2 separate regions of the Mus musculus genome follow, and region 2 is linked to region 1. A link is a loop called in an ENCODE intact Hi-C map of the cell type or tissue named here. Cell type or tissue: heart. All regions are shown on one strand. Each heading gives the region's core, and the rest is flanking DNA. Links, peaks and the distances in the headings are about the cores only.

Region 1 (15,179 bases), core at 3,006-11,005:
ACCACCCCTGTTGAATTTGGATCAGAAAATTATAGAGAAGAACGTTTGTAAAGATCCATGAAGAAACATGGAGGTACAGTGACTCACATAAGCATGCAACTAGAAACTGATGTCCTTCTCTGTGTCAGCTCTTGGTGAGGCATGGTCCTATCATAGAGTGGTCCAGACAGGTGCTGACACATGCAGTCATGATGACCGTGGTTAGTGGGGCAGCCTCAGATGAGCAGTGCTACACAGGACAGCAGACAGTAAAAGGAGGTCTTCATCAGCTCAGAGCATAGAAAGACATTACAGAGAAGCTGGTGTTGCCTAGAGCCTGGGAGGGTAGCCTTGGAAGGGCATATGGGAAACCATAGCATGGTAGATGTTTTAAAGATGTGAGTGAGCTCGTGGAATTAAAGGCTGTGGTAGGGTGGGAAGAAGCCAGCCAGGCTGTTTGCTAATCTCAGAGAATGTATGTGCTCTATGAGAGAGATCTGAGCTAATTCTGAAGGCAGCAAGGACCCTGAAACTTTGCCAGCTCTTCATTGGCATTGTAAATGGCAGGGCCATGGCAAAGGGTCCTGCTACATCTGCACTTGGTGGAGATGTTTATTCATTTCAAGATCCCAGACTGGAATGTTAGAGGAAGAACAGCTAGCCAATAGAACCTCTGAATGTCTTGTCTTGTCTTGTCTGTCTGTCTGTCTGTCTGTCTGTCTCTCTATGTGTCTGTCTCTCTGTGTGTCTATCTGTCTGTCTGAGGCAAGATACTGTCTGTTTGAGGCACTGTAGCCCAGAACTTGTTTCAAACTTTTAAAAATCTCCTTTATCTCAGTCTCCTGAATGCTAGTATTATGGGCAAAACACACTGAGTGTCTGGGTGTCTTGTCTGCCTGAGTTCATGTAGGGGTTAATGGAAGGAAGGAAGGAAGCAGCCCCAGATAAGCATGTTCAGCAGGGTACAGAATGGAGAGAAACCAGAAGCTCAGACCTGGGATTCAGGAAGGAAGCTAAAATACCTTTTGTGAAGCCCCGGCCGTGTGTGTGTGTGTGTGTGTGTGTGTGTGTGTGTGTGTGCCTCAAGCAAAGCCAGGCAGGGGACAGTCTGAGAGCTATCCAGAGAAACAGTGTCCCCAGTTGCTTTCAACTTCCAAGTGGAACTAGGCTACAACTCTACAAACTCTACAGAGGAGTTAGTGGTCTCCACTTCAGAGACCCCAGCACATAATGCAAAAGTCCCAGGTCTCCATTGCCCTTCCACAGACACTTCTAGGATCTCTGGGGCCATATTTGGCCTTCTTGGTTGAGAGAAATCAGGACTCTGGAACAGGCCCAGAGGACAGCAACAAACCTGATTGAGCTTAAGAACAGGACTCAAGAGGCATGCTAAAGAAATTGGGGGTGATCTGCTTAAAATAGGAAGGGTGGAGTAGGAACTGAATCCAGTCAGGGGATAGAGGCCTGTGTCCGGTTATTTTCTAGTTTCAAGGGCAGAAAATGAGAAGCAATCCTTCTAACTTGCCACCAGATAGATCAGGTAGGGAAGGAATTTCATGTATGAAGCTTGGCCTTCCATGCAGTTACTGTAAAGGCGAGCCCACTTCTTCCCCTGCAAGGAAATCGTCTAGAGACCCCCAACTTATTCCCAAAATACTTTCAAGTTTTCCTTAGCCCAAATAGGCTCCAGCTCTTCTGGCCTTCAGGAGCCTGTGGAACTTGAGGAACATAGGGACCTGTATTCAATGTTCAAGAACAAGGCAGCTGCTCTTGGAGGAGACACAGAAGTCCTGGGAGCTAGAAACCAATACAGACATGGGTATTTGCTTCCGTAAATGTGTGCTTGTTATTGTGGTATAATACCCCTTCTTCCTGAAAAAGAAAAAAAAATGATGCAAAACAAAACTGATTATCTCAGGGGCTTTATGTGTGTCAGGAATTTGGAGATAGCTTAGCTGAGGCTAGACTTTGGGTCTTTCCTAAGGTTGGGGTTAAATACCATCTGGAGCTACTGTCGCTTGAAAGCTTGACAGAGACTGGAACAGCCACTTTTGGGATGCCTCCTTCATACCACCCACCCTCCGATCCTCGCTCCTGACCTCAGTCCTTTTCCAGGATGATGCTTGAGCACCCTCACAAAGATGGGACAGGACTCCCTCAGGCTGAGTGACTTGAATTAAAAAGGACCCAGGACTCACACACTTCAGCAGAGCAGGCTGTCACAGCCAAAGGGCTCTTCCGCTCACCATGAAATAAGGAACTGAGTATCACTGAACCCTCTGATCCTTCTTGTGAGTTTACCTCTTTGTGTAGAAATCCTATTTGTTTTCTACTTACTCCCCGGGCCAGCCCCTGCCATGGGAGTTTCAAGGCTTTCTCAGCAAATGACATTCCCTCCAGCTGAAGACTCTACCTGGGGCAGTCCAATAGGAAGGTCACACACACATACAGATAGGGTACCCTTTCCTTCTGTCTACTTTGACTCAGCATCCATGAGTGCCCCTCCACCCTCATTTTCCTTAAGTATTGAATCTGTATGGTAGTTGACTCTGGAAGATTGGAGGAGACTGGGGTGGTGGTGGTGGTGAGAGTTGGGGGGGGGGGGCAGGATTCTATGGAGGTGAAGCCCTGGGTTCTAGGAAGGAGAAACTCTTAAAGCAAGAAACAGGAAAATGGATGGCATTTACTACCGGCTGCGAGGGAGCAGGAATTTCAGTCTAAGAGATGGAATTAACAAGATTTCCAAGAATCTCCATCGTGGGGCCATTGTGTTTGTTTACTTTTGCAGCAAGCCCTGGGAACTGTGCAGGGAGAGAGAAAAGCTGTTTTGTGAGCTGTCTCAAGTTCCATCAATAGGTCAAGCTGCCCACACTGGAGAGGCTGCCTGTAAAATCTCACCCGAGGAAAATTTGCCTCCGTGTTTCCTCTGCTCGTACTCAATGGGAATAGAGCTAAACGCAAGCTTGGGTAAGACATAAGTGCCCCCTGTTCATTGTGAATGCCCAGGCTGTTAGTCAAAAATAGCACACAGGAAACAGTGCTGCAAAGGTCAATTCTTCCAGAAAGGAAGGGACAAGCAGCCATCTATCTGAAATTTTAATGAGCAGATCCTGGCCTCTGACCTCACACCATTACCTAACAATCCAGTATTGAATGCCAGCCATGCCGGCTTCCATTTCCTGTGAACGAGGAGGCAGAATTCCCATCCAAAGGCAGACCATCTGCCGGACGCCAGCTTTGCTTTCTGCCTAGCTGGCTGCGGCTGATGTACGTGAAGTTTTTATGGATGGAGTGGCAGCCAGGCCTGAGCTTCACAGCCACAGTGAATCGGAAAGCTGGGAAGACGACAGGGCTCATGGCTAGAATTGTCTTTCTTCTTCTGCAATGGCTGTTGGGTTTCATTCAGTCAGACACCAAAGATAGTCTTGGGGCACATTTGGCCTTTTTGAAGACAGCTTTGCAATTTCTACGCTTAAAGAAAATAAGTTTATTATTATTTTTTTTTACAGTAAAGAGCAACAGCTGAGTAATAAACATGGAAAAGAAATGGAAAAGAAATATTAAGAGAGTGTACAAAGTTCCCCAGCACACGCGAATAAACCATTTCTGTATCCGTGGTTAGGGCTAACAGCTGTGTCCATCCTAAAGCTATTCTGTCCTGGCGGCCTCAAAGGAAATCTTTCCCAAGTCTTTTGCTTTGCATCCCTCATACATCTCAGCAGTCTTGGAATTAACTAAGCTCAGAACTCTCTAAGCCTATCCCTCTGGACCTCTCTCAGCAGAGCCAGGATGCAAAATCCCCATCATCTTTGCTGAGCACCCTGGGGGAGGGAGCAGGTGGGTGGGAAGACCCTTCACCAAGGCCTCAGTGTTCAGTTCTTCCTAAGAGACTTAGCAGACTCTAAGAGGGAAGGTTGCATTTCAGGGTCAAAGACACACTGCTCCTAAGGCAGGTCTGAGGCTGGACTCTTCACTGTGTGGGTGTAAGAAAGCCACTTGGCTCCTCTGTGTGCTGTTTTGTTTGTTTGTTTGTTTGTTTGTTTGTTTTGTCTGCACATTAAAGTGAAGTGATGTTGGTGACCCTTTATCACAGATCACATGAAATCCATATGTCTGGATTGTTCTCTAAGACTGAAAAGCCTGCCAGTTGTGGGTGGTGGCACACACAGTTAGCCTTAGCATTTGGAAAGCAGAAGTAGGCACATTCCGGTGAGTTCGAGGCCAGTGTAGTCTACATAGTGAGTTCTAGAACAGCTGTGGGGCTATATAGAGAGGCCCTGACCAGAACAGAAAAACAACAATAACAACAATAACAATAACAAAGAGCCTTTGAAGGTGAGAGACATTTCTTTACAGCTTCATTTCCCAAGTCCCTAATGTAACATTGCTAATTCTGATTGCGTAAATACCAGGACACACAAGGGTGGCTATGGATGACTGGGCTGATTTCAAAGGATGCCTGCTCTGACTTGAATATGAGGCCTCTCACTTTTAAGGTCCTATGTCATTTTTGAAGTGAGAGACTACTGCAGACCACTGCTGGTGAGAGGCAGCTGGAGAGTAAGGCTACTTTCCAGCGAGGTGGTCAGGAACACAGCCTTCCCCAACCCGACTCTCCTCATACTGTAGATCTGACCCAGAACAGGGGAAGCTGTAGGACCAGAACAGAATCTCTGTGGTTGGCCCGACCCCCAGCTGCAGTGTAATCAACTAAGGCTTTGAAAACTGCCAGGCCCAAGATGGGTTCTGGTTCACTGGCCAGGATGGGTGTGGCATCCCCTTGAGCCCTTACAAGTTCTAAGAAGTTCCCATGTTAGGGACCACAGTGGCCATTATTCTCCAGATGTCTGTCTGTCTGTCTGTCTGTCTGTCTGTCTGTCTGTCGCCTGCTGCTTCTCACTTGGTTCTCAGGAACACAAAGAGTCCGATTAGGAATATGTCAGGCCAATGAGAAGGCGGGGAAGGGTACAACTATAACCCTGAGGTGAGGCCTTCCATCCCTTTACTGGGGCTAGCCTAGCTGTGTTCCCGAAGAACAGCTCACTCTGAAGATGTAGGAGGCTGCCTGGCAATTGGCATTTTCTCTCCCCGTCAGGCTTTGCCCACTATCTTGGTTTTTTGTTGAGGCAGAATCTCACTTGGTAGCTCAGGTTGAACCAGACAGGGTGTAGCCCCTTGTTGGCCTCAAACTTGCAGTAACCCTCTTGTCTCAGCCCACCAAATGTTAGGATGAAGGGCATGCATCACCAAGTCCGGCTGCAATTTGCATCTCTAACCAGCCAAGCCAGGTGCCCCTTAAGATCAGTGAAGTTTGGAACGTATCTGGACCTTTTCCTGGGTCTAGATAACTGAAAGGAAACTTTGGCCAATCTATCAGCATCAAAACCAGAGCACCACAGCGAAAACGCTGTGCCCGAGTGCCTGCTACTGTAAATTCAATCTTATTTCTGAGGTGTGAGGTACTGGTTTGGCGGTTTGGAACGTCCAGCCACAGGCTGCCTGGCTGTGCACCATATACCAGACCTGTTCCTCGCGTCCCGCCGGTTCCCAGCTAGCCAGCAGCTAGCAGCCCAGTCATCCTTTCCAGCCTCAGTCTGGAAAGCTGGACCCCGGCGCCGCGTGTGCTCTTGGCTGCCGGCGCCCCGGGCCCCGCGGCCACATCATCCTGAGGCTGGGAAGTGTGCGTTCTCGCGCCTTTGCGCCACACAGCTGGTCTACGCGGCGGCTCGCACAAGGGGTCTGAGGGTATCCTGCATCCAGCCACCCCCGGGAGTGGATAGGACCCAGGCTGTCGGGGACCCCGGAGCGGTCTCTAGGACCCGCGGGACGCCGCAGGAAGGCGGGGTGCGGGGGAGACGCTAATTTGTTCCGTGGTAATGAGAACGGCGACTGCTGGCCGCGGATCCATTGCACAGGCCCGCCCTCAGATCGCTGGTCCCCGGCGCCAACTCGGACAGGCTGCTCATTTATTGCAACGGTCAAGGGCGGCTCGTGCCAGAGTAGCGCGCGCGCGCACGCACACACACGGGGAGGGGAGAAAGTTTTTTTTTGAAAAAATGAAAGGCTAGACTCGCTGCTCAGCGACCCGGGCGCTGCGCGAGGGGGTCGCGGCAGACTCAGGGCAGTAGGACTTCCCCCAGCTCGGCGCCCGCGTGGGATGCTGCAGCGCTGGCCGCGGGGCCCCCGAAGCAGCTGCACGCCAGGCCGGCGACAATGGCAGAGCGCCCGGCGCGGCGCGCGCCCCCCGCCCGCGCCCTCCTGCTGGCCCTGGCTGGGGCCCTGCTGGCGCCCCGTGCAGCCCGAGGTAAGTCACCCGCACAGGCGGCTGCCTGCGCGTCCTCTCCCCGCCACCTCGCTACAAGTCAGGGTCTCCGCGAGTGCCACAGCCACAGGGAGAGCAAACGCACCCAGGGCGCATCTGAGGACCCCCCTGGCTCGCGCTCCCAGAGCCTTGACACTGGTCCCCCGCCAGGTGCTCACTCCGGGGGTTGGGTTGGGGTGGCACGGGAGAAGAAGACGCTTTGCTTGGGGGCCTTGAGGCAGCTAATGTCTGAATGAAATGTCTTGGAGTGACATTTGCTCCTAAGGCTCACAGTGTCTTGACAGTTACACGTGTCTCCTGGGAGGGTGTGCGTGGGGTCGTTTTCCTGATCCAGTGGGGTAGTGAGTTCCTTCACCCAGCTTCGGAGTCAACTCCCCACGAGGTTTCCTTTCCACCCCCGCTCTGACACAGCTGGGGGATGCAGAGGACGCCCCCCGCGGCCTCCCATCACAGGTGTACCTGCAGCGCTCTTTACTTTTTTTTGTTTCAATTGACTTCGTGGCCCTTAGCGATTTCTGGCTTCACTCGCTAATTGTCAGTAAGGATCAAACTTTAACAGAACTCATTCCCCTTTCTTGCTCATCCTTGGTAAGTAAGGGCTTACACCAAGACCTCGTGTAGCGCGAGTACCCACTCCAGAGTTAAACAAAAGTGCATACATTAAAGGAGTTTTTATAGACTTGTATTTTCCTGAGTTGAATCTTCTTAAAGCCCGGGCACCTGTGGATCCTGTTTGTATAATGAGAACTCACAGCAGGTGCCTTTTTAAAATTCGGGAGCTTCCCTAGTCACCCTTGCTGCCGGCCCCTTTTGCCGCTAGGGGCGCTGTTCACCAATGAATGATTCACCTTGGCCTCCAACTCTTATTTCTGTGATTCTAGGTATCAGGCATTTAGCTAGCCCCCCATCATCAACTGTTTCCAACACGAAACATTTCATTTCTCAACTGTCACTGTTATCCTCGACCCCCAGCCTGTCTACCATAATGTAACCAAATTCTAGCTCCCATAAATACCTACACAGCAATAAAGACCAACTTGGCGAATTGGTGATTAAATTAAACAATTGTACATATCAACCATCAGCGAAAAGGGCAACAACGCTGACGACTATTTAGAAAACTCTGGGACCTGCAGGTGAAAACCGCAGTCAAAGGTGTTTTTGAGAGGGTTTGGTACAAACGGTTTCCTTTGAAGGTTGAACAGCAAATGTACTTAGAAACATGTAAACTCAGTTTCAAAGTATGTCTGAATTGGCCTTGAACTTGGCATGTGCTCCACACACACAAACAGAAGTCCAAGCACAGCTGATATTTTTTAGAGGCAAATGTTTATTAAATAAAGCTAATAGTGGGGAGTTATTTCATCGGGAGGGAGGCTGCAGCCTCGGCAGACAGAGCCTTGCCTCAGGATGGGGCAGACATCTTCAGCCCAGCAGTAGGGCCAACACACTTGCAATGGTTTAAGGACTGTGGTTTAATATTCCAAGTTCATGGTGTGTTTACACTTAAGAGTCTCAGAATCAACTCTCAGTCCGTTCCCCAAGTCCTGTCGTTGAGGATGTTTGAAAATGCAAACACATGAAGCATTTATTCATGTTGGCAGACGAAAGGAATCATTACTTGTCGAGGGCTGAGCATATCCTGAGTTTGACCGTAGCCTCGTTCATTACCCCGAGCTCCAGCGCAGCTAAGCACAAACACATCCAAAACAGAGTCCCGGATCCCAACTACCGCACTCACAGCAGTCTTCCCTGCTGCAGGGATGATGTCTGATGCTTCCTCCGGATGCCTCATGCTGACACTTCATCCCTGAGGCTCCCGTGTATTCCCATCTCCCTAGCTCCTTCTGCTTTAGTGCATATTCCCATCCAGGCTGCCATCCACACATCCCTCTGCAGAAGTTCACTTGTGTCCCGGGAGCTCTTGAGCTGTACACTTGATGTTCCTCTCATCTTCCCATGGGTGTTCTTTCTAACACTGTAGCCAGTGTTGTTACAGTCCATCCTCAGTCAGACCCTGGGAGTTGCCTTTCTCAGAACTCTCCGGTTACTTTTGTGTTCATGTATGTGTGTGAGAGTTTATGGGTGTGGGGATGCATGTAGAGGACAGGTGACAATCAACCTCCAGTGTCATTTCTTAGCTACCATCCTCCTTTTATGAGCAATGTCTATCACTGGTTGGAATGTATCAAGTAGGTGTGACTGGCTGGCTGGTAAGCCCTAGGGATCTTACCTACCAATCTCTCCTGCCTTGTAGCCATGGGATTGCGAGTGTGTACCACCAAACCTGACTTTTTGCATGAGTCCTGGGAATTGAACTCAGGTCCTCATGGTTCCACAGTGAGCAATTTCTAGATTGAGCTATCTCTCTGACCCCTCAAACTGGTTCTTCTATAGGAATATGATTCACCGATTGCTTCAAGGCTGTCTTTAATCAAGGGCCTGGAAAGTTTTCTCACATCCTTAATTCTTTTTTAAGCAAATACCTTTTTCTTCCTTCTTTTGTTTTTGTGTTTTTGCAATGTACACATTACAGAAACTTCTGAGGTCTCTATCTGGGTGATACACATTTTGAAAAGTATCTTATATGCATGGGTATTTTGCTTGCGTGTGTGTCTATCCTACAAGCCTGAATGCCTGTGTAGGCCAGAAGAGGGAACAAGCTCTTCTGAAACTAGATTCTCCAGATGGTTGTGAGTAGTCCTTTAGGTGCTGGATACTGAACCTGAATCTACTGAAAGAGCAGTGAGTGAGTACTCTTAACCCCTGAGCTATCTCTCCAGCCCAAGATGGATAACTTGTGAATGTATGAAGTCTGCTTTTAGTTGCAATTAACAGGAGACACAAGTGTGGCAGGGTTTTTCTTGTCATTGTCTTTGTTTTGTTTTTGTTTTTTCGACATGGAAAGCCACTATGAAGTGAACTATGTAGGAATGATTTCACAGGCGTTGCAGGCCAGTGATATAGTCTGGAACACTGCACATCCTCTGTACATCCCAGTCAGAACACGGTACATACTCAGCATCGGCCATTCTTAGACGCTAATGTCCACTCTTTCCTTGTGGCCTTGTTGTCTCATGCTGGCTGCTGCAACCCTTATTCTCATACCTGCATTCTAGGCAGAAAGAGCAGAAAAGGCAAAGGCTGAAGCATCTACAATTCCCTCTTTTTTATTTCAAGAAAATAATATTTTTATAAGCCTTTTAGCAGGCTAACAGATCTCATTGGCAGCTTATGACCTAGGACCTGGTTAGCGGTACAGGACTCTGGGTGGGAAGATATGTAGCTGTCCACACAGGCATCTTAAAAACAAAGGCTAGAGCTCAACAGGAAAGCTTGTGTCTACTTACTGTATCCTTCATACACACACACACACACACACACACACAGAGTGTATTTACATGTATAAAATCATTGCCACACTTGACATAATATAAACATTTTATCCCTTCCATTGTCATTTGGCTCTATTTGGCTTCTATTCCTTCCCTGTGGAAACATTGTTTTAAAGAAATGAGACTAAGTAACCTAAGGAAACTGAGCACAGTTCTTTCTCGTAGAGGTGATGGTCTCCTTCCCTGGCCCTTTGCCCCTCCCTTCCTCCTTCCACCTCCTTCTGTCCTTCCCGTCCTCCTTCTCCCTTTTTGTCCCTCCATTCCTCCTTCCTTTCTGTTTGCTTCCTCTCCCTCTCTCCTCCTCGCTCCTCTCTCTTTCACACTTACATATTCACTCTCTCTCTCACACACACACACACTTCTGAGTGTATGGATATGATAGGGCATATACGGTGTGCATATACCTATATATGCATGTATGGCCAGCATTCTAGTCTCTCTCCTTACATGTGTTCCCCATCCCATCTTTGATTGCTAGTTTGGTAGAAGTCATGTGCCCTTTGTTTTCAATAAGGAATTCCCTCATTGTCTCCATGCCCGTTACAGCCAGGGAACCTGAGAAATCAACAGTGTGTTCATTGTTCATCTTTTAAGTATATTTTCTTTCTGAACGTTACTATCTTCTCTTTGTAATGGTAACCGTCACAGTTTATGTAAATGCCTATTAGTGGTGGTCTTCTCAGTGATCACACTGGGAACTCAGTGTAACTGTCAGATCGGAATTTCATGTGAAATTTTTACTTTCTCACACTGTTTCTTCAGCTGTTTCTTCTTCCCTGTCATTTTCCATCTCTACATTTTAATCTGTTTGGGGTGGGGGAGAGCATTTTCCTATGCTTCTAGCCCCTCTATTCCATTTAAAGATGTCTCCTGCCCTTACATAATTGCCTTCTTTCCATTGCAGTGGCCATGTCTACTTGTCATGGAGAGAAGGGCCATGCCTACTTGTCATGGAGAGAAGGGCCATGTCTACTTGTCATGGAGAGAAGGGCCATGCCTACTTGTCACGGAGAGAAGGTTTCCGTCAGCTCTGGATACATTGGTGCTTCCTAGGCACTCTTTGTTCACCTCAGGGCCACTGTGAAATCTGAGACTCATTGGCCCCTTTAGTAGAATCTCTGACTTTGTTCAAACATCCTATTTCTGGTTCACTGTTGCCATTCAATACTGGGACACTGAGCTATGTGCATCCACAGATGGGTCTATCAATAGGTGAAGTAGGTGACATTTTATTGGAATATCTTCGTATATCATTGGTTCTAACATATGTATTGTTTTCCATTGGGTTCGTCAGGTTTTTCGGTTTTTTTGTTTTGTTTTGTTTTTTGTTGTTTTTTTTGTTTGTTTGTTTTGTTTTTTACTTTTCCAAAAATGAATCCTCCTATCTCCTGCTGAAGATTTTAGCCCGGCTCTGGGGTCTGAGAGCCCTGGCTGCTCAACAGAACAGGGGTAAAGAGGAGATCATGCCCTCATGTCCTTGTTTCTACTGACTGTTTCTGTTTTCAGTTCAGGACTTTTTGACCTTTCCTCTGTATGATCTGGCCTGGGTGGGACTGGGGGCGTTCTTGAGCACAGCAATTCTGTGCTGCAGTGCCTCCTGCATGCATTCTGTGTCCTGGAATTGGGGAGGCAGGCAACCACCATGCCAGCTTTGCAAGAAACTTGGAGCTTCGAATTTTAAATTCTCATTTTCCAAAACCATGGTACCTGGCACTCTTCTCCAGGGAGCTGGCACTCCTGTGCCTTCGTGCCTGCTCTCTGTCTCTCTGTCTCCCCCTTCCCCCTCCCTTTTTCTCTCTCTCTCCCTCTCCCTCTCCCTCTCCCTCTCCCTCTCCCTCTCCCTCTCCCTCTCCCTCTCCCTCTCCCTCTCCCTCTCCCTCTCCCTCTCTCTCTCCCTCTCCCTCCCTCCCTCCCTCTCTTCTCTCTCTGGAGTGGTGCTGGGGCTGTCTAGTTATTCCTTTTCTATTGCTGTGATAAAACACCATGACCAAGGCAACATATAGAAGAAATAGCTTATTGGGGCTTATAGTTCCAGAAGATTAGAATCTATGATGATGGAGCAAAGGCACTAGCATGGTGGCAGGACCAGGAAGCTGGGGGCTTACATCTTGAACTACAAGCATGAAGCAGAGGCAGCAAACGAGAAACAATGGGTGCCTTTAAACTCTTAAATACTACCCCCAGTTACATACATCCCCCAGCAAGGCCACACCTCCTTAGCCAACACAACAGCTCCACCAACTGGGGGACCCAATGCCCAAGACTATGGGGATGTTTTTCATTCAACTCAGTGAAGAACAAGAGCCAGGATGGCACACCCTTACCCCTGAGTTGTGCCCACAGCTTGGCCGTCTCTTCTTACTATTGTTATTCTCTGTTTCTTATGGTTATCGTTGTTGTTGTTGTTAGAAAAACCAGTGTTTTATTTTGTTTTCAAGAGGAGGCATGGGGAAGCACCTGTGACTCTGCCATGCCAACTGGAAGCCAGCCACGCCTTTCTCACAACAATTGACATTTTCTTCCTCCCACTGTCATTTGGCTCCTTCTCTTCCTTCCTTGTGGAAACAAACATTAAAGTCATTTTAAAATGTTTTAAAACTTTGTTTTCAAAAATCTATGAAAACTCAAAGTGAAACGTATACCTAATTAGACAAATGTTGCAGCTGTGGGAATTGCACACACAAAAATATTTTCAAGGACGGAAGCTCCATCATTTAAAGAAGCTAAGTAGATTTCTTCCTGCCCTAAATGGTGCTGTAATGAGCTCATTACAGTTGAAAAAAAAATTTTTTTTTTGTATCAGAGTGTATTCTAGGAGCCTTTTAAAGCTCTGTTGTTCCTGCTGTGTCTCTGATTCCCAAAGATAGTTCTGAGAAGCATTTCTGAATATGTGTTTGGAGGCACATGGGCAACCCCACAACCCTCAGCCTGCATCCTATATAGCAGGATTAAACAACTCTGGATATCAGGCCTGAGAAGTGAGGTAGACCCAATCTAAATAAAGTTGTAGGGAGCTTCTTTCTGTGTTCCATGAAGCTGTTTCATTACATATATGCGGCTAGTAGTTTACCAAACCCAGAGCTTTTGTATTGGCATGTAGATACCAGGAAACACTGAGTATACTGTAGCCAGACACCAAGATCTCATGCAGTGCTGGGGAGAGTATCCTGCAGCCTGTCCTATTCCTGCTTCTTCCCACAGCAGAGGATACCAGGGCTATCTCATGAGGGAAAGTAGGCCATAGCCCAGCCTGGTAAGCATCCTGTAGTCTGTGTACTCTGTCTTTGGTACATAATACAATGCTCATGGCAGTTGGAGATCCATCTGATTTTAGACAGAATTGATAATGCAGGTTGGATACACTGCTTTCCAATTCAAATGTGTACTCAAGTCTTGTGATTTTTGGACAGACTGCTGTTTCAACCTTCCTACTTTCTGCAAGTCATTTTTCATCCTGTTTCCTTGGACTTTACCTAATGCTCAATATGCCTTGCCTTCAATTGACAGATGAGGAGGAGAAGCTGAATAATTCAGCCTCATTTTGATATATATATATATATATATATATATATATATATATATATATATATATATATATAATCCTTTAAGCTTTTATGTCATTCCAAGGCTATACATTAAGAGTTCAACTTCCTGGCAACCGTTTTAAAGTTTGGGCAGCCTCCTTGGGTCCCTGGACCTTCTGCCTGCTCCTGCTGATGCTTTGGCCTCCAAAGCCCTTTATATACTCCCCCCCCCCCCCGCCCCAGTGGATGCTGGTATCCATGGCCATGCCTCCTTGCACAGAGTATGGTAAGCACCATTCTGCATTTGAACCCAAAATTTTCCTATGTCATTTGACATTTAAGCCAGAAGAAGATTTCAGCAGTGTGTGTGTGTGTGTGTGTGTGTGTGTGTGTGTGTATGTTTTAGAGAGGAACAGTCTGTGTTCACTTGACCTGGGATGTGATCTGAGAACCTGATTTTACTTGTTTGGCTTGGTTTGAATCCTTAATATCCAGGTAATAGTCTTGGAGTTTGCATTAGGGTTTTGAACCTGTCTCATATCTATATCTATATCTATATCTATATCTATATCTATATCTATATCTATATCTATATCTATATCTATCCATCCATCCATCCATCTATCTATCATCTATTGATCTATCTATACACACGTATGCATACACACACACACACACACACACACACACGCACCTTAGTACCTGAATCTGTGTCTTCATGTAGGAACATTCAGGGGACATACATATGAGTACAGGTTCCCTCAGAGGCCAGAAGAGGGTGTCTGGTCCCCTTATGTGAGCTGCCCAATGTGGGTGCTGGCAATAGAACTTGGACCTTCTTCTTTTAACTACTGAGCCATCTCTCCAGCCAGCCTGTGTTTTAAAGAGCTGCTGTTCTCTGGTTAATGGAGCAGGTATATCCCTGAAATGAGATCTACCAAGTACGCTAGTGACTCTAGTTGACACTATGACAGAATACCTGGCAGAAACAACTTGAAGGAAGAGGGACTTATTCAGCTCATGGCCCCAAGGGAACATCATGCAGGAAGGCATGGAGGCAGGAACTTGAGGTATAGAAAATCAGATCTTAGTGAATTCAGACAACAAAGAGCTAGGTTGTCTTGTGAGCCTTGAGATCCATCCCTCCAGTGCTGTCTGCCAGTTAGGATCCAATCGAAGGCTCAGCACCTTCCCAGACTACCCGAGCCTAAGTGTTCCAACATGGGAGCCTTGTGGTACTGGGATGTTTCACATTCAAACCATAGCACCAAGTAAACTTTTAAACCACTATAGCCTTTTTTTCCCAGCCAATATCAGTATAATTTGGTATAGTAAGAAAAGGATTATTGAAGAAGAAGTTAAGGTTGGAAAAGGGACCCAGAAAAAGTCACATGTTTGTATTCTGTACCCTCTAGATTTTATTATACAGGATTCAAAATGTCTACGCTTTGAAGATCTAAAGTATTACAGATATGTGTGTAACCGTACACCTATTTTCCACCCATCTAGCCTTCTTCCTTTCTGTAGTTGATGGGTCTGAAGTATACATTTCTCGAATTAGTCTCTGATGTTATTTTGGATTTAAATGTTAGGCTTCATGGTACCTTACTACAGATTACAACATTTGCAACCTTCAGGGATTTGGCTTCTGTTTTTGTTTTTGATTAATGTGTTTTTAAGATTTATTCATGCTGGCCTTAGGCCTTGGTTCTTTCTTTTTAATTGAACGACTAAGCTTTAAACTGTGCTCTCCTCTGTTGACAAATACCTGCGTCCTCTGGCCTTTTCCATCCCAGTGGTGGATCCTCGTCTTGTCTCTTTCTGTGTAAGCATGAGCTCTAGGGGACCTATTATGAGTGAATTGCTGAGTTGTACAGTACGTTCATTTTCCACTTTAATATACTTTGTTAAATTGCTTTTCAAATTGGCTCCACAAAGGGAAAAACTTCCTACTTGGAG
Region 2 (15,179 bases), core at 4,552-12,551, 340 kb before region 1:
GAGGGCTGGTGATATAGCTTATATGGTACAGCACTTGTCTAACACACACTAAATAAATAAATCATATGCGATGATACATACCTGTAGCACAGCACTTGGAAATGAAGGCAGGAGGATCAGGAGTGCAAGATCATCCTTATGCACATAGTGAGTTCAAGGCCAGCCTGGACTACGTGAAGTGCTGTCAAAAAAAAAAAAAAAAGTGACATACAAGAAGATGGCCAGGTGATGATGTTTCTAATAGTCAAGGAATACCAAGGACTGTTAGCAACATGAAAAGTTGGAACCTACTCTTCTAGAAACTTGAGAGAGACAGAGACAGAGAGTTTCTGTTTATAGCTCAATTTCACTCTTCTCAAATCAGAGATGAAGAAAGATGTCAAAGGCTTCAGGAACAGCACTATGCAGCTGGCAGCCTGGGAGGCTGGGGTTGAAGCTGCCTACTTTCACCTTCCTCTCTTCCTGCCTCCCGGCTCCTGATCTGAGCTGCCCAGCGTGGCCCCTTGCCTCCTATGACTACAAGGTGTCTTACAGTTTCCATTGCTGTGAACAGACATTATGAATAAGACAACCTTTTATAAGGACAGCACTTAATTGGGGCTGGCTTACAGGTTCAGGGGTTCAGTCCAATATCATCAAGGCAGGAAGCATGGCAGCATCCAGGCAGGCAAACATGGACCTAGAGGAGCTGAGAGTTCTACATCTTGATCTGAAGGGAACCAGAAGGCTGGCGAAGCTTAGCCCCATAGGGACACACTTCCTCCAACAAGGCCACACCTCCTAATAATGCTACTCCCCGTGGGTCCAACATTACAACATATGATTCTATGGGAGGGGGGGTTGGCTATTTTAAACCACTATGCAAGGCATGTGCGATGTAGCAAGTTCAAATCACGATGCACTCTCCACAGCCTGCACTGGGTTGTAAAGACCTAGTGAGAAAGACCATGAAATAGTTCACTAATTATGTACTTTTAAAATATCGACTACATGTCAATTCAGCAATATTTTAGGAATAGTGGGTTCCATAAAACATATTGTTAACCTTACCTTCACCTATTTCTTTTTACTTTTAAAAATAGGACTATGAGAACATTTTAAATTATACACATAGTGCAGGTTGTGACTTGTATTTCATGTTCTCTCACTGTTGCTTTGTACACAAAGTCAGAGGCAGGCAAAGCGGCTGTGAGTGGCCACTAAGGTGGCTTCCTGGGTCTAAGGCAGGAGTGAAGAAGGAGTGTTAGTTTTTGTTTTTTGTTTTATTTGGGTTTTTTTTTTTTTGAGGGCAGAGAAGAGAGATCTTGTGTAAGACCTACTGTGTGCCAGAGAGATACCTAGAGGGGAATATCCTGTGAGTGAGTAGAGCTTCTGGGGGTGAGAGCTATAGAGTTGGATGCACAGACAGAGTCCCAGCATGTCCAAGAACATGTCCCAGGATAGCTATGAGTTTTCTCGACACAAACTAGTTAATTACCCTGAAATATGATAAGATTTTCTCCAGCATAAGCTGTGTCAAAGATAACGCCACGTTGCCAAGACACTTAGTTTGAAGCATGCCCAGGAGGTAGGTGAATTTTGTAGAGAGACTGGACTGGCAAGAGCAGGGGTCAGTTTTGGTGATGAGAATACTTACAAGGAGCCAGTTTAGTATTGGAAAGAGGATGGCTTTGACTTTGGAAAGGAAGCTAGTCTATGGAAATGGCTGGGCCCATGGAACCGCTGGCACATTTCAATTTCAATTTCAACCACTGGTAGATAATTTTGGAGTTGTCAGCATGTGTTTCTGATCATTGACACTAGTTTTTGGAGAGACAAATGCCAGCCTCACCCCCAGCTATCAGACCAAGTCTCACTATGTAACTTAGGCAGACCCTAAACTCATAATCCCACTTCAGACTCCCCAGTGCCAGACGTATAGGAAGGAGTCACCCTCACATCTTAAAAATACATTTTGAACTGCAAAAACCACCTCACTGTCCAAAGAAATTCTGAGGAGATTACTTATATAACAACTAAATAACAATAAGTATTTATCATTATATAATTACCTGTAATGGTGTCTCACCAATCTTAGCAACGGGAGTGTGAAGGGCTCGTATTTGTACCATGACACACAGTGCTAAATCTGGGAACTGGAAAATTATGGACCCAAAATGTCACAGATGCTAATAGATTGTCTCATTATGTAACAAACCAAATAGCTCACGAGAAAGTACAGTGATAATGATGAAGGCAAAGCCATAAAGATTTCTAATTAAAATGGAATAATAACAGCAGCTGAAGACACAGCCATGCGGGGCCATTCTGACGGTTCAGGAATAACAGATCCTTGCAAATTCCCATGCTTAGCAGCCTAGGAAGTATTGTCAAATGGAGGCTGAGCAAAGTGCTTGGTAGCTCTAAAGCCAGCTTGATTTCTGTTTAAAAACACCTTTCTTGGGAAACTCATTCTTATAAGAAGGGAGGACAGGAACTGCCCGTCATCTGCCTGTTAGGAAAGAAAGAGTGTGAGCTCACTCTCCAATTCTCCTTCCACCTCTTCCTGCTCTCCTTTCTCTGGTCTACAGTCTTCTGTAACCTATACGAGAACAGCATTCATAGATGGCGTGATGATCCTGTTATTTAGCTAGGCGATAACATGAGCGACAGTTCCATAAACACTTAGGTTACTGGGATCCTCAAGACCTTTGGTGCATCGAGTTACACTTGCCATGATACACCACGTGAGAACTGAGATGCTGAGAGCATTGACTCATTTAGAATAACACTAACAGGCCAGTGCATAGCATCTTAACGTAACACGTTAGTCAAAATAAGCTCCATTTTCCAAGAGAAGGTAGCGAGAAGACCAGCATTGCTGAGCCAGTCTGAAAAATCCGCATAGTGTCTGGTTTAGCAGAAAAGCTTGGTTCTCATATCTGCCGCTTCCTGCAGCAGGCTGTAATATTTGGCTGAAGCAAATGGGGCAAGTTTGGCCTCAGTATCTGGGGGAAGGTTTACCACCCCAATATTTGTCACTGGTCTTTGATACTTTGCTAAGAAAGAAGGTACCAGTGTCCCCAAAGTTAGTAACAGTGTGTGATATGAAATGCCAAAGATGCCTTTGTTCTCCCTTCTATTCAAATACATTTTTCTATCTTGGAATCTTTTTACCCATGGAAAATTTCTGTAACACCTTGCACTAGCCAAAGGGAGAACAATCATTTCCTATCAAGATGGCTGACACAAGTGTTGACATGCTTCATTAAAAATTATTGAGTATTTATCTTCAGCACTGATGACATCAGAGGGTATTTCACGCTGAGTGGAAGGAAGGCTGTCCAGCCTGTGGCAACATATACATAATTCCCACAATCCACTTTTCGTCTCAAAGCCTCCACTTTATCTTTGACAACAGATAATCTCAGTTGTTCTCCTCCAACTGGCAGGCTCACCTGGTCCTCTCCTGAGAAAGGGCAAGTCTAAGAATCTAGTGTGCTTTTTAGATACACCAAGAGTGTTCCTTGGGAATGTGACTAGTTTAGGGCACAAGTCAAATAATTACTTAGGATCTTTTATTCCAGACAGCTATGGGATTGCAGTACACAGCATATGTATTTTATGTGTGGTTCCTAATGTTGTCATAAGGGATATTAAAGCACATCATATTAATTTGAAAGGAATCACCAAGAGCAATTTCCCCTTCTTTCTCTGCATGCAGCAGCAGAGAGCAGGATGATCTGGTCAGGTGGACACGTGGCCACTGACTTGCTTGGGAGCCAGAGGGAAACCATGAGGGGGGAGAAGAAGGTGAAGAGGAAGAGGAAGTCACCATGAGTTAGGAGTCAAGAAAACAACCCTGAGGGCTGGCCAACTAGAGTTAAGAGAAGCCCGGATGAAACATAGCAAAAAATAACTCAGGATTGTTGATATGAAATAGATTTTAATAGCATAGAGGATAGACGTCTGCCCAGCTCTAGTGCTGATTAAGGTTTAAGGTCGTGAGTGTCTTTTACCTGGGAACTAAATGGCCAAAGGTGGGGTAGAAACCCTGGATTGGGATTAAAATTTTCTACAACAAAATACTGCTGTTTTTCACCTTCAATACAAACAACAGTGTCCGGAACATTGCAGATAAGTCTTTGGTGGGGCCATGACTGTTGTTTAGTGTTTGGACCTTCAGATTAGAAATTTAGGGGGAGGAGAACTTGATATTGAGCCAAAGCTTTGAGTATCCCCAGCAAGCTCTCTACTCACTGAGCTGTGTTCCCAGTCCAGATCCTGTGGGATGCTCATTATCCAGAGGCTCCAGATGTCTTACTTTCTAACCTTCTGAAGCAATAGTAAAAACTTCTTTCCATAAGTTCAGTGTATATAGACTCACCTTCTCTCTAAGATCTGTTTATAAGCCCACATCAACACTTCTGAGCTAACCTTGTCATCTGCGGAGATGTTTCTCAGTGAGGTCAGCCATTGTGCTTGGATCCAGCCAAAGCTGACAGCTGGTGCTCATCTTTCCTGTTGTGAATGAGGGCCCTTCATGCAGCTTAATTTGTGCCTTATCTTTTGAAGATTTTTTTTCCTAGTTAGTAGTTTTGCTGTTCAGAATGACCCAGAAGAAAACTATGAACTGCTTCACCAGAGAAACCATGTTGATGAGACAAAGCTCTGATCTGGCCTGGCTTGTTACTGTTGGCCGTGTTTCACATTACAAATGAAAAATGCACTAAGAAGTCTTTGAGCAGAAACACATGTAAGGCAAGCTTATGTGCTGATCAGTTGATGAAAATGGATCATTGAAGGCATGCAGGAACCCCACTCTGCCTGACTTGCACTGCTGCCGACTAAGCCGCGTGTTAACAAGTGAAAGCAAGTATCAGGCAAGGTGTCTTTAAATAACCACAGAAAGCAAGCTCATGTGCTGCTCAGTTGAAATGCTATGACCTTGAGCTTGCAGGAACCCGACTTTCTATTTCCCTCCGGGACAGTGATTTAGTCTAGAGTCAGTGTTCAGTGGTTATCGTGAGTAATAAAAACAGGTTCAGTGTTCCTACAGAACATGGCTGTCATGAGTAATAAAAATGGCTATCTAACATAACATGTTTCTTCTTGGCCATCCCTTCATTAGGAAGGATATGCCACCCTGTGCTTCAGTAACAGCATGCCCTCAATCTTAATGTCTGAGAGTGATAATGATTTCTTTACTTTTATATTCTTTAAAAAAACCATTATGTGTGTGTGTGTGTACGTGTGTGTGTGTGTGCGCTAAGTGTGGATCTACGTGTATATAATTGTGAACATATTCTTTTGAGGCAGGGTCTCTCCCTGAAACTGGAGCTCATAGTTTTCTGTTTTGTTTTGTTTTGTTTTATTTGTTAGGCCAAAATCCAGCAAGTTCTAACAACACCCTTGTCTCTGCTCCCAGAGTTAAGATTATAGCTGTGCACAGACCATACTGAGCTTGTTATATGGGAGCTGGGATTTGAACTCAGGTCCTCATGCTTGTGCAGCAAGCGCTCTCAAACTCTGAACCATCAACACTGCACTCAGAATAATTCCTTTCATTTATAGTTCCTTCTTCACATTGGCTGTTACTTCTAGGGCCTTATGCATGCTTCTTTCCCTTTGTGACGTGGGCTGGCTCAGATCCCAGTGTTTAAAGCACAAATGGTCACCCTAGCAGCCAACGTTAAAGTGTTCTTCTGCAGAGCACATTGTTTGAGCTGTTGTTTGGCTGAAGTCCTAGATTCACACTAAATTTCCAGAAGGGAGCTAAGAGCAATCCTACCTGAAGCTGTTAGGCCAACTGCCAGTCATCTAAGTAGGGTGCTCTCTCAGGTATGCTTCAGAGCAAGTAGTAGATTCAGCCTTAGTGATCTGCTCAGACAGGCGAAGTAAGGGAGGTAGGGTCACCTTAGGGATGTGAGCCTGAGCTACACACTGTCAGTTGTTATGGCTAAGATTCAAGTAAAGTTAAAGAGGGTTCAGGAAAGCCTAGATAGTTTGTTCATAACTCTTTTCCCATCGCCGGTAAGAAAAAAGAAATGCAGCTAATTAAACCAGGGCCTACCATCTACTATGAGGCTCATCTTCACTTCAAGATTAAAATGCAAAAAATACTAAAACCCAAATATAGAGGATGCTGGAGAAAGTGCTGAACTTTAATGTAAAATGTAATATAAACCATTCTAATTTGTGTTCATAGCTTGCTCTTAATAATGTTATCATCTCAAAGTATAATTATTATATCTATAAGCAGTCAATTTTGGGCAAACTTGTTGGTATGTTATTATCTCAGTTTTTTATTTTGGTAAAATTCACGTTCATCATTAATTATAAAACCTGTATTAATAAGTCCCATATACTATTCACTCACACACCCCAAGGGTAACACCTCATCTAACTTTAGTACAATGTCACTACAGGGTGCTGACATTGGCATGATGTCCAGAGCTTGTCTGTGGTGTATGTATCTGTGTAGGTCTATGTAACTACCACCCCCACCCAATATACAAAGTGCCGGTACATTTTATGCGACACTACAGTACATGTGACATGTAGGATCTCAGACTTTGAATTGATGACTCATATAAGCCTTGATCGTTGACATCTTAAAATTGATAGTCACAAGCTTGGTTCCCTGGACCACAGGAAGTACTTTGGATCATTTTGAGCAAGTAAGATTGGTGAAAATAGGAATTCTCTGACTGGAAACCCACAAGATATTTGTCAAAAACATGTTTAGAAGTCTGTTAATTTAGATTGAGATCACTGAGTTGGAGGGGAGTGCGAATGGCCCCCATAGGCTCATAGATTTGAACAATTTGGTGTTCAGTTGGTGGAACTGTTTGAGAAGGACTAGAAGGTGTGGCCTAGCTGGAGGAAGTGTGTCCCTTGGGGGTGCATTTAAGGTTTCAAAACCTCACACCAGGTCTAGTGTCTCTCTCTTTGCCTGCTGCCTACATATCAGGATATAAAGCTCTCAGCTACTGCTCTGGTACCACGCCTATCTGCTTCCTACTATGATGATAGTGGACTAATCCTCTGAAACTGTAAGAAAGCCTCCAGTTAAATAATTCCTTTTATAACAGCTGCTTCTGTCAATGGTATCTCTTCATAGCAATAGTACAATAGCCACGACAGAAAGTTTGGAAAAGAAAAAAATAAGGGGCGCATACGATGGCTCATCTTTATCTCTCTTTATTTTGGGGTCTCAGAGGAAAGAGGACATGAGTTTGATAACATGAATGTAATTTTAAAATGACTGTTACCTTCCAGTCTCACCGAGCGACATCAAGGTTGTACAATAGTGTACATTGCAGTTCACTCTCAGTGCAATGCCCATGTAGGGACTGCCTGCTGTCTAAGAGACTCTGCAATGAGCCCTTTCCCATGCTGCTTTGCTTGGTTGGAATACTGACTTCATAAGGTGGGATCCCATTATGGCTTGAATGTGAAATGTGCCTTGTAGGCTGATATGGTTGAAAACTTGGTCCCCTGCTGGCAACAAACTGTGGGAGTATTGTGAAACCTTTGGGAGGCAGAGCCTTGCTGGAAGCTCTGTAGCCTAGGAATACTTCCTATCTAACTGTAGGTACAACGGAGCCAGCTGATCTTCTGCTCTGCTGCCATGCTCCCCTCACCATGATGGACTGGTCCCTTGAACTGTAAGCCACACTTACCCTTCTTCCCTTATGTTGCTTTTTGCTAGCTATTGTTTTACAGCTATGCTCCCATCTTCCTTAGTTATTCTTTCTGTTGTTGTGATAAACACTATGACCAAAAGCAACTTGGAAAGGAAAATATTTATTTCATCTTACAGCTTGTATTTCATCATGCAGGGGTATCTGGAGGCAGATGAAGAAATGCTGCTTACTGGCTTATTCACTCTAACCTGCTCATCCTGCCTCCTTATATATACCAGGGCCTAGGGTTGGCTCCATCCACAATGGACCAGACCCTCTTGAATAATCACTAATTAACAAAATGTCCTCCTGAATGGAGAACCACAATTTTCAGTTGTGGTTCTCTCTTCTCAGATAATTCTCAGATAATTCTAGATAATTGTGTCAAGTTGACAAAACTAAACAGAGTTCAAATATAACCAGGACACTCATAGCTGAGTGAACTTATTGGCAAGCTGTAGACTGACTCTGTGTGACTCTACCCTTGTCATTTGACCATCAAGTGGCTATGCCATGTCCTACCTTAGCTCCCTTTACTCCTAGGTCTATATTCTTTGCCCTGGATAATTTCTTGATTGTGTTTTCTCAGCAGATCAGGGGTGTAAACCATGAAAACGTTGCATGTCCTCTTCCCTCGTCTGCCAGATGTCAATTCTCAGTGTGACACAAGGGAACGGTGTCTGAGCATACCTGACATTTCCACCTGGTGTTACGTCATACGTCAGTTGCTTTGATTTTCATCTCAGAGTCTCTTCTTTAGGACTGGGCACATGTACTTTTGTGGACTTCTGGACTCCCTGGGACATCTAGCTTGGGTGCACTGAGTGTGACTGGAGTGTGCCTTGGTCTTCCCAGGAAGTGAACAGAAGCAGGCATTGCACAGGGCAAATAAATGCAGCTACCACCAGGGGGCACTCTAACCTTTATGTGGTTTGTACCTGGAGGTACAAATGGCCCCATCACCTTCTCCACAGAGGAAGGTAGTTTCTCTGAGATTTACGGTCTCCTTTGGCTCAGACACTGCTTTGTGAGGATAAATCTCTGTGGTTTCTACATGCTATGGAATCCGTATGCGCTCTGCTGGCATATTGCAGTTGAAAAAAAAAATGAGCCTCTTGAAGGCATTCCCCCTTGTATCTTACAGTGATGGATGACTATGGCTGAAGCTGTCTTTTCCCAGAGCACAAATGCATTCCGTTGTTCTCTTTAGAACCCACTGTTCAATTGATTCCGACACTAAAATATAATAAGTGGTGTCAGGGAAAGGTTGGTGGGTGGTTTGGAATTGTGAGCCGAATCCTCTGCCTTCTGGCCCTTGCTGAGTTTAGTTAAATGCAGTGTTCAGGTGCCAGTCAGTAGCTCAGTCAAGTGGAAGGGGAGCCAGGGCTTGGGATTGGGGAGTGAAAGATTGTATTATGTAATGGAAACTACTTTTATCTCTAGCTGCCCAAATGTAACTGGCTTGAAATTCCTCTGACCAAGATTGTGATGTTGGAAAATGCAAGGTGATTTGGGCCTCACAGAAGGGATAGCCCAGCCGAGTCTGGGCCAGTGTGTTTGTAGTTTGTTCAATGATTTTCATATGCTGCCTGGGCAGCATCCTTTGTAATGAATCCCAGAGTGGAGGCAGGGCATGGATGGCTGAAGCTGGACAGTAGTGTGTATCTTGGTTCTGAGACAGGAGAGGCCAGGCTACCAGGCAGTGCTCCATCCCTTATGTGGGTTGACATATGGTGTGTTTGATATTCTCACCAAACTGACTATCAAGGTCCAGCTATCAAAGTGTTGAAGTCCAGCAATCAAAAGCCCCTTTGGTTCACCTAATTAACACATCCAACCAAAAATAAACACCTTATCCTAACATGGGGTTTCCCCTTGTCTCTTTATAAACTGCCATTTTCCTATGTGCCATGTCTGGGTCCTCTATCCAGAGCTAGCCCTTCGTCTCACTCTGGGTCAAGCACCTCATCCCTTTCTTCCTTTCTCCTTTTCTCCCCTCTCCTTTATTCCCTCCCCTTCTCTCTCTTGTTCGATCTCCTGCTTTTGTGCCTTATCCCTGCACTCTGCCTCCTGGGGCGACTAAATATCCTTTTACTGAGAACTTGGATTTGGGGGTCCTGGGCTGATGCTTTTCCTTTCAGAGGACATGGGCATTTAGTTATTTGTGGGCTGGCCAAAACAGACCCAATTTATCCAGTAGATAGATTTTGAAGAGGAAGAGATGCCCCCCTTTTTTTGAGGAAGAGATCTTAACACTGAGAAAAGTAACCATGAATGTTGAGGTTGGCCATGAAAGGCTGGTCCTGATCACCAATGGAGGCAATACAGCTAAATGTTTTTTACTTACAAGAAACAAAACAAAACAAAAACAGTTTACATTTGGAAACTTGTCATCCTGGTCCTTTAATAAGAAATATCTCTATAGCATCTTTGGTTCTTCTCCTGCGCTGACAGAGCCTATGTTCTAGGCAAAGAAGCACAGACCCCACACTACATTAGAGAAGTTGATTCTTCTAGAGGAAGAGTTTCTTCCTTGGTGCAATCGTGTATGTGCACATGCACATGCACACACACACACACACACACACACACACACACACACACCTGTGTACATGCGCATACACACATTCATACTTGTCAATCTACATTTTGCTTTCATAAAATTTTGCTTTTACCTTCTTTAATATGTGACATATATTGTCTCTTCCTCCAGTTAACAGTCATCATCAATTGCCCTACCTCCTATAAACAAAAAGAAACCCAAGAAACCCCATATGCCCATGTGCTCATACTGCCTGCTGGTACCAGGCCACGTTTCAGAAGACCAAAACTAAAACTCAACTGTGCTGGTTGGTTTCTTGTCAACTTTACACAAGTTGGAGTCATCTGGGAAGAGTGACAGTTAAGAAAGTTAAGAACACATGCTCCACTATGTTCATAGCAGCCTTATTTATAATAACCAGAAGCTGGAAAGAACCCAGATGTCCCTCAGCAGAGGAATGGATACAGAAAATGTGGTACATTTACACAATGGAGTACTACTCAGCTATTAAAAACAATGAATTTATGAAATTCCTAGGCAAATGGATGGATCTGGAGGGTATCATCCTGAGTGAGGTAACCCAATTACAAAAGAACTCACATGATGTGTATTCACTGATAAGTGGATATTAGCCCAGAAACTTAGAATATCCAAGATACAATTTGCAAAACACATGAAACTCAAGAAGAACGAATTCCAAAGTGTGGACACTTAGCTCCTTCTTAGAATTGGGAACAAAACACCCATGGAAGGAGTTACAGAGACAAAGTTTGGAGCTGAGACGAAAGGATGGACCATCTAGAGACTGCTGCACCCGGGGATCCATCCCATAATCAGCTTCCAAACACAGACACCATTGCATACACCAGCAAGATTTTGCTGAAAGGACCCTGATATAGCTGTCTCTTGTGAGGCTATGCCGGGGCCTGGCAAACACAGAAGTGGATGCTCACAGTCAGCTATTGGATGGAACAGAGCCCCCAATGGAGGAGCTAGAAAAAGTACCCAAGGAGCTAAAGGGGGTCTGCAACCCTATAGGTGAAACAACAATATGAACTAACCAGTACCCCCAGAGCTCGTGTCTCTAGCTGCATATGTATCAGAAGGTAGCCTAGTTGGCCATCATCGGGAAGAGAGGCCCCTTGGTCTTGCAAACTTTATATGCCCCAGTACAGGGGAACGCCAGGGCCAAGAAGTGGGAGTGGGTGGGTAGGAGAGTGTGGGGGGTATAGGGGACTTTTGGGATAACATTTGAAATATAAATGAAGAAAATACCTAATTAAAAATTGGAAAAAAAAAAAAGAAAGTTAAGAAAGTCTGTTCATTAGGCTGGCCTATAGGCAAGTCTATGAGGACATTTTCTTGAGTAATAATCAATGAAGGAGAGCTTGGTCACTGTGGGCAGGTAGTCCTAGTAGGAATAAAAACGGTAGTAAATGTGAGCCCCAGAAGCAAGCAGCATCCCTTCATAGTCTCTCTGTTTCAGTTCCTGCCTCCAGGTTCCTGGCCTGCCAGAGATCCTGTTTTGGTTCCCCTCAATGATGGATCATGATCCAGATGTATAAGCCAAATGAACCCTTTATTTCCCAAGCTGCGTTGGGTCTTGGTCCTTCTCACAACAATAGAAAGTAAAGAAGGATACCTGTCAGCCAGCTGAACAGTTACAGGGTCTAACCAGCAGCTGTATTCATGAGCTCTTAGGTATCCAAAGCTGATATTGACATCTGTAGCACCTTTTACTCCGGTCCCTACTAATACTCCAGGGCAGCTTCTTGGTAAATTATGTTGTCTATAGAAAGCCACAAGTAGTGGATTATATAAATGGATTAATAGTGATTTATTAAAATCCTACTTTGAGAGGCTCAACCCATAGACAAATGTATTCAAGCCAGATACTCTTAATAGGGGCTCTCTCCATAGAATAGATGGCTTACCTCCCCTTCCCCCCACATACTCCATCCTGCTTCCAGGAGCTTTCTTTACAGCAAATCCAGCAGAGTGGCAGGGACAATATCATCCAGGCACAGTATTGTCAGTGGGAATTATGAAAGTGTGTTTCATGCCCTCAGGAGTCCGCACTGGCTTTAGTGAAGCCCCACTCAGATCTGTGATCTCTTGGTGTGTTGTTTAAGGAATGATTGTCATTCCTTTAAGGGAACTCACAGAGACCTAGATCAAGGTGGTCCTGCATTCATGAAAACCAGTTGGGGTTCCTTGTTGAGGAGGGAGTATATTGAGCATAAAGAGCAGCCCTGGGGAAGCTGGTTCCATGCCTGTGAGTCTCCATTTCAAGATGTTAGCCGCTGAGCTAATTTCTCTGCCGTTCTGATCTTTTGTCAAGAACACCAGGAACACTTCAGACACAGGCAACTTTGATGGACTTTCAAACCTGCATGCCCTTTCTTTAATACTATATTACAACCAACCATCCCGTATAGACATACTTTTCATTTAGGAAGTGTCAACCATAGAAGCCACAGAGGAAAAGAAATCTAAAGGCTGCTGATTGGGAACCTAGAGCTTCAGGCATCCCAACAGTCAGTCCACGACAGGGAAAGATTGACAGGCAAGTCCCTTTGGGTTCCTGGTGGGAAAGATCCATGAATGTCATGCATTTGTGGTCATTTGCTGTCACCATGAGCTTTCAAGAAATTCAAAGAAATAAATGATTGACAAAATTCATCTAAAGGGTTTGTTAAGCTCGAGATATTTCCAAGAGACTTCTCTGTAATTATAACTTCTGTAGTGGTTTAATGTTTATGGTAATGGTACATGGTCCGGAGGTATTTCTGGTCCTAAGCAGGATAAGAATCTGCACCTTGTCTGTACATATATGTAATATGCAGCACAGCCTAATGACACCCACCTCTAAAGCTCTGATGGAGGCATCTGCCAAGAATTCTTATTCTCCTGCTCCACCCACCTGTCTGATGGACACCTAGGACAAGGCACTCCCAAACCTGAATGGGTGTCCTCCCTTGAATCTGTTCTTCCTGTAGGTCCATAGTCCATTCCTACCTTTGACCTCTGCCCTTGTAGAGATAGCTTCTTCCAAACCCTTAGCTCTGTTAGCTTGTAAAGTATTTTATAGCTGCTGAGACACATGCTTTCTCAGACCTCCTCAAGCACCCCAAGCCATTGAGAGGATACTGAACTCAAAGGTAAAGCTAAGTGAAGCCATTTTCAATTTTCTAAACTTGGTCCAGTTTTGTCCAAAAACACTGATAGAGATTGCCATGTGTATGGATGCGGTTCTAGCATGTCAAGGCCTGTGTGTAGCCAAGGAGAAGTTAGGGGTGGATGGAATGCAGGAAGGACTAGCACTGTGGAATCCCTCTTCCTGCTAGGTCTGTTTGTTTTATAAATTGATCACCAATATATTGTCCCGAGGACATGGACACCTTTAAAGGATGCACCTTGTTATTCAGAAGCTGGTGGCATTTCCTATGGGTCCCCTCTGACAGGTGTGAAACTTGTTCAGTATGTAGATTTGAGTGTTTCCTGGCTGCCTTGGTCCTAAAGAGGAGGCTCTCTCAAGAAGCAGCCTGAGAAGTATGTATTTGGAGTTGTTGCCTGTTAAAGTTTGGGCATCTATTGAATATGTATGTATGTATGTATGTATGTATGTATGTATGCATGTATGTATGTGTTCATGGAGGTTGCCTGTGTATGTGTGGGTGCTCATGCAAGCATGTGCCCATGCATAAGGAGGTCAGAAGACAGCTTTCAGTGTAATTCTTCAGGCACCATTCAGATGTACTTTTGGGACAGGGTCTAACTAACCTGAAAATCACAGATTGCTTGGCTAGGCTGGCTGGCCAGTGAGTTCCAGAGATCCACCTGCCTCCATCTCCCCTGCACTGGGGCTATAGATCTGCATTGCCAGCATGTTCTGCTTTTTACGTGGTTGCTGGCACTGAAGTTGTGCCTTTACGTTTGCAAAGCACTTTACCAACTAAGCTGTCTTGGTGCAGAGGACATTTTTTATGGTCTCCAGTCCTCTGATCCTTTGTATGGTGTGAATGACAGAGGAGATAATAGAAAGTCCATAGCACGCAGGAACTTCCAGTCTGTTTGAGACCCTGTGTGCCACTGACTATTAAATGACTTGAGCCTTGAGTCCTTTAAATGGTTCAACACACGTCATCACTTCTCACAAATGCCTTCCACCTCGAGCAAGATTAAATGAGTTATTTAATCTACTTCAAATTCAATTTTGTTTTTCTCATTAAAGAAAGCAGTGGAAGAAAGAGTTGAATTTTAATTCTTACTTTCATTTAGCATAAAGGCCAAGGACAAGAGGGTCACTCTGTACTATTGAACCCTGAGCTACAGTGCAGATCACTAAATGTCTCCATACGCTCCATATGCTCTAAACACACTTCAGTCTGTCAGTGCTACCAAGACTCACGAAGACAGAGATATCAAATCTGGGGCTAAGGGAGATGATGGTTGTCTTAGTTATTTTTCTGCTGCTGTGGTTAAACACAATGTGTACAAGCAACTTGATGAAGAAAGGGTTTATCTGACTTAAACTTCCACCTCCCTGTTCATCATTGAAGGAAGTCAGGACAGAAACTTAAAGCAGGCAGGAGCTTATAGGCAGGAGCTGATACAAAAGCCATGGAGGGATGCTGCTTACTGGCTTGCTCCTTCTTGCTTGCTCAGCCTGTTTTCTTATAGAACCCCAAACCTCCAGTCCAGCGATGGTACCACCTACAGTAGGCTGGCTTTCCCTATCAATCATTATTAAGAAAATATCCAAAGGCCTGCTTACACCCAGGTATTACAGAAGCATGTTACCAGCTAAAGTCTTCTCCTCACAGATGACTATAGTTTGTGTCAAGTTGACATAAAACTGCCCAGCATAATGACCTAAACATGATGATGGCAGCAGCTCAAGATTCTTCAGGACCACATCCTGTGCCAACATCCCCTATGTTTCCCCCTCTACCCTTGAAGTAATTGGG

The links. A loop is a pair of places that touch in the nucleus more often than their neighbours do. Peaks named below come from ENCODE experiments on the same cell type or tissue, not always from the same donor. Only the 100,000 strongest peaks of a DNase experiment are listed, where the experiment ranks them.
Region 2: a loop joins it to region 1, with 4 times the contacts of the local background. A loop is called at or near these places in 2 of 42 quality-filtered maps.

What each region holds. Positions count from the first base shown.
Region 1 is chr7:134,215,891-134,231,069 of GRCm38, reverse strand. It overlaps Adam12 (a disintegrin and metallopeptidase domain 12 (meltrin alpha)), which reads left to right and starts at 5,973. Exons shown (of 23, transcript NM_007400.2): 1 at 5,973-6,283. The coding sequence starts at 6,193. In heart, for the core only: a CTCF peak has its summit at 7,109; DNase peaks (open chromatin) are centred at 3,109, 5,859 and 6,399; H3K4me3 peaks cover 2,403 bases; H3K27ac peaks cover 3,094 bases; H3K27me3 peaks cover 1,173 bases.
Region 2 is chr7:134,559,916-134,575,094 of GRCm38, reverse strand. No RefSeq gene overlaps it. Among named protein-coding and RNA genes, the nearest start is that of Dock1, 100 kb to the left of the region's middle. In heart, for the core only: a CTCF peak has its summit at 8,567 (motif pointing right); a DNase peak (open chromatin) is centred at 8,564; H3K27ac peaks cover 255 bases.